Regions from separate parts of the Homo sapiens genome. Here region 1 is linked to region 2. The links are chromatin loops, found by intact Hi-C in ENCODE. Cell type or tissue: PC-9. All regions are shown on one strand.

Region 1 (2,500 bases), 610 kb after region 2:
CATTCTCCTAGATGCTATTTTACTATCTGTAAAAGGACACAAAAGACCTCCACTTTGCTAAATTCATTTTCCCCCTGAATATATCACTTAGGAAAGTTAATGATACCCTGTTTTCCTGATTTGTAAAAGGCAGATAACGTTGAATATAACTTTACACAACTTAGGTAAATCACATATCAAAAGTCTGCTTGTCAAAAATTAGAGATGCTGGCTGGGCACGGTGGCTCACACCTGTAACCCTAGCACTTTGGGAGGCCAAGGTGGGTGGATCATTTGAGCCCAGGAGTTTGAGAACAGTCTAGACAACATGGTGAAGCTCGGTCTCATTATGTTAAAAACAATTTTAAAAAATTAGAGATGTTAGGCCTGGCATGGTGGCTCATGCTTGTAAACCCAGTGCTTTGGGAGGCCCAGAGGGTCACCTGAGGCCAGAAGTTCAAGACCAGTCTGGGCAACAAAGCGAGACTCTGTCTCTACAAAAAAATAAATAAATAAAAAATAAAAATAAAAACTAGGGGCTGTGGTGGTGCTTGCCTATAGTCTTAGGTAATCAGGAGGCTGAGGTGGAAGGATCGCTTGAGCCCAGGAGTTTGATGCTCCAGTGATCCGTGATTGTGCCACTGCACTCCAGCCTGGGCGACAGAGTGAGTCCCTGTCTCAAAAAAAAAAAAAAAAAAAAAAAAAATCACATGCCAAATATGCTCTGATAGGATTTGGAATTTTCCACATTAAAAAGAAAGAAAGAAAAAAAGGCCAGGCGCAGTGGCTCATGCTTGTAATCCCAGCACTTTGGGAGGCCGAGGCCGGTGGATCACCTGAGGTCTGGAGTTCGAGACCAGCCTGACCATGGAGAAACCCCATCTCCACTAAAAATACAAAATTAGCCAGGTGTGGTGGTGCATAACTGTAATCCCAGCTACTCGGGAGGCTGAGACAGGAGAATCGCTTGAACGCGGGAGATGGAGGTTGTGGTGAGCCGAGATCGCACCATTACACTCCAGCCTGGGCAATAAGAGAGAGACTCTGCCTCAAAAAAAAAAAAAAAAGAGAGAGAGAAAGCTCTGCCTGTTTACCCGATCCTAAGCTGAATGTTGCTAAGCTGAATGTCGCATCTGTGCCTGAGCTGGGTGGGTAAGCATGAACTGCTGAGCCTGGGGTGGTGGAGAAGACCTGGATTCCCTGTGGCTGTCCTGTCAAGATGAGAAAGATGTGCAGCAAAGAGACTGCGGCCGATAATCTTATGAACTTTTTTCTGACAATAAATTGCTAATTACTGTTCTTACTAATTCCAAGCTAAGGGCCATTCTCAATTGGTGTAGGATTGAGCGTATACATAATCACATAACCGAGACTTCCGCAGTAGAAGCTGAGACGCGCGCGCCACCTAGAGGGAGCCTTGTGTGCCGGGGGAGTGTGGGCCGTCAGGGAAGCAGGTTCTCTCTGCCTCTACTCGCTGTGCGTGCCATTACCAAGGTGCCTGAAGGTCTAATTCTTTCTTTCCCCATCTGTAAAATGAGGATAATAATCACTATGACAGATGGCTGCAGTAAAGTTTAATGCGACCATGCCTGTAAGGCATCGATAATGTGCCCCAAATCGTCTAAGTTTTCAGGAAATAAACAGCAGCAATTATAACACATGCAAGCCATGAACCCAAGTAGGTCATCTGCGCTGAACAAACCCTTTCATCGAGTATCGTTGACTTCTGGCTTCAGGTGCGACATACACACTCTGCACCAAAAGGTGAAGAATTCTGGCCACACTCAGTGGCTCACGCCTGTGATCCCGGCCCTTTGGGAGGCCGAGGCGGGAGGATCGCTTGAGCCCAGGAATTCAAGACTAGCCTGGGCAACATAGTGAGACCCTGTCTCTATTAAAAATAAATAAATAAATAAATAAATATTTTTTTTAAAAAAAGGTGAAGAATTCTGAACTACATAATCTCCTGTTACCCTTTGAATCTCTTCATCTACCTCAGAAATGCTGCGTGTGTTTGCAACACATCATCATAGAAACAGGCATCATGACCGTTTAAGTGTAGGGCTTTCCAGGATGGCAGAGGCATTATTAGAGGGCAGATTAATTGCTGTCATCTCAGTGTGCAGGAGCTTGAAATGCTGTGTGCATGTGCTGCCATCTTGTGGTACCTTGGGGGAACATGTATCTGATTATTCTGGAGTCGCTAGCTGACTGGGTGAGTTCTAACCTTTTTGAGCAGGGTTACATGTTACATACATATACACGGTACATAGGCACCCATAAAGCCACACCAAAAATGGTGTCCCAGACAGTGGGTTATTTCACCCATCAAATTATTCACAGGTTACTCTAAGTGTGGGAGAAGAGAGGACAAGGCACATCCGTGCCTAAGGAGGAAACACATGCCCCTTTGCAGACCCGGGGGGCTGTCCTGTGGAGGGAGGCCCTGTTTCCTAAGTGCTTCCGAGGGAAGCAGATCTAGGAAACTGAAGGCCTTAGAGATTCAGCTCAAGATGTACCA
Region 2 (2,500 bases):
TGGGCGACAGAGCGAGATTCCGTCTCAAAATAAAAATAAAGAAAACGTGGTACATATACACCATGGAATACTATGCAGCCATAAAAGCAAATGAGATCATGTCCTTTGCAGGAACATGGGTGAAGGTAGAGGTCATTACCCTTAACAAATTAATGCAGGAACAGAAAACCAAATACCACATGTTCTCACTTATAAATGGGAGCTAAATGATGAGAACATATGGACACATAGAGGGGAACAACACACACTGGGGCATATTGGAGGGTGGAGGGTGGAAGGAGGGAGAGAATCAGGAAAAATAACAATTGGATAGTGGGCTTAATACCTGGGTGACAAAATAATCTGTACAACAAACCCCCATGGCACAAGTTTACCTATATAATGAAACTGCACATGTGTCCCTGAACTTCAAACAAAAGTTTTTTTTAAAAGATTGTTTACAATAATATAATATAAAAGTCTGAAATTTCTATTGGCAGCATAGTCCCAGGTACTACTGTTACTGTGTTTGTTGCCTGCATTTACAATCAAAGGAAATACTAATTTTCTGTTAGAGGCTAGTGATTTTTCCCCATGTGAATTCACACTGAGTTTGGCTTAAGATCTTACTTAAAACCCTGTAATCAAGGCACTTACTTCATTTTTTAAAAATAACAGCAGTGTGGTGGCTCACGCCTGTAATCCCAGCATTTTGGGAGGCCAAGGTGGATGGATGTCTTGAGCCCAGGAGTTCGAGACCAGCCTAGGCAACATAGGGAAACCCTGTCTCCACAAAAAAAAAAAAAAGCCAGGCATGGTCGCGTATGCCTGTAGCCCAGCTACTTGGGAGGCCAAGGCAGGAGGATTGCTTGAGCCCAAGAGGTTAAGGCTGCAGTAAGTTGAGATGGCACCACTGCACTCCAGCCTGGGCCACAGAGTGAGACTCTGCCTCCAAAAAATAAATAAATAAATTATGCTCCAGAAAGTTAAAATGGAAGGGCACTATCCTTCTCAAATCCATAGAAACCCCCCTTTTTCAACTCAATTCAAATGTTACTAAGCACCTATTGTGTACAGAGACCTTTGTATGCTCAAAATGGGCAAGAGAAACAACAAAAGTAACGGGAAGTCGGTGACAACATAAAAATAAAGCAAGGATTCTAAGAATTGATATAGGAAAATCTGTTCTCCAACTTAAAAATTGACATATTTATGTTCTAAATCTAATGAAATTAAACCAAGGTGGAAGATAAGGAGGGTTATAGGATTTACAAACGTGACGACAGCGACATCTAGTGGGAACCATTGATAAAGCACCTCTAGTGTTTTACTGCAAAGAGGCATGCACAGCCAGCCACGTTCATGAAATATTTGCTACACCTATTATAGATTAATATCGAGTCAGGCCCTGGCCGGCAGCCCATCCGTCTTCTTTTCTCCTCGGGCTGCATCCCACATCATGAGTGGCCTCATGCACATGCACCTCAGCCAAGTCCCAGATAGAAAGTAGGTAAAGAAAATTATTCTGGCTGTTTTCTCTAACACAGACTAATTGGAGATTCCGTGCCAAAGTAAAAAGTCATGCAGGTATTAAATGAACAAACCTAGGCAAGCGATATTTTTCTGTAAGAACAAAGAAAAACATGTGTACTGAAGTAGGCTATGATATTGAAGACCTAGGGTAGGGTCATTCAGTTCCACAAACTGCTTCCACGTTCTCATTCTCTTGGATCATTCATTTTTCCTTCCTTCACCAAATCCAGCGTGCTTTACAGGTAATGCAACAGCAGTGAGAGAAAGGGGGAGAGGTGAAAGGAGCACGGATTGTGTTTGAAGGAAAGTGAGGCCCCCTCGGCCACCTTTCAGGCCAAAAGTACACACATTTATGTCCTACTCCTAAGGACAGGTTGAAATCTGGGTGGTCAGAGTAAAATGGCTGGAGAAGATCCCGTGCAGTTCCTGGAAACATGTTCAGGGTCATTTGCCCAGGGAATTCCTGAGTCCCAGGTACAGGTACCCAAAGTGAGGTTTAGAAGAGCAGAGGCGGACTCCAGGTGAACACTGTCCTCTGCCTGATGGTCTCCCTAGTCAGTGGCACGGATGTGGCCAGAAGAAGTCCATTGCAAGGGGCCTCTACATTGTGGGTTCTTGCCAAAATCTAAGGGTAGTACTGCTCTTACCTGTCCTGCCTTTTTGCACATTTCCTGGTTGGGACCATTTTTATGATGGCAGCCAACGGTTTAAGCATGTACGTAGTGTGTGTGGAATAAGAATGAGAGAGACAGACAAACCACACATGTCTTTCTAAAAGCCCTCTGTCAGCCAACATGTCTTAGACTTCATTATGCACAGCAATCCCCTGGGACCTTCTTAGAATGCAGATTCTGGCTCAGTGGGTCTGGGGATGGGGCACCAAAACCTTCATTTCTAACAGCTCCCAGGTTGATGCTGCTCAGGGGCCAGTGGCAAGGCTGCAGTAGACATGATTTTTGTCTGCCCAGCATCCCATTTTTTTTTTTTT

Evidence for each region. A loop is a pair of places that touch in the nucleus more often than their neighbours do. Peaks named below come from ENCODE experiments on the same cell type or tissue, not always from the same donor. Only the 100,000 strongest peaks of a DNase experiment are listed, where the experiment ranks them.
Region 1: it touches region 2 in a loop (6-fold over the local background); 4 of 110 quality-filtered maps call a loop at or near these places.

The regions. Positions count from the first base shown.
Region 1 is chr20:5,528,712-5,531,211 of GRCh38, reverse strand. No RefSeq gene overlaps it. Among named protein-coding and RNA genes, the nearest start is that of LINC01729, 20 kb to the right of the region's middle. RefSeq lists enhancers at 1,102-1,171, 1,811-2,352. In PC-9, CTCF peaks have their summits at 1,369 (motif pointing left) and 2,156 (motif pointing left); DNase peaks (open chromatin) are centred at 1,391 and 2,061.
Region 2 is chr20:6,141,365-6,143,864 of GRCh38, reverse strand. No RefSeq gene overlaps it. Among named protein-coding and RNA genes, the nearest start is that of FERMT1, 20 kb to the right of the region's middle. In PC-9, CTCF peaks have their summits at 1,031, 1,234 (motif pointing left) and 2,486; no DNase peak of the experiment used is centred here.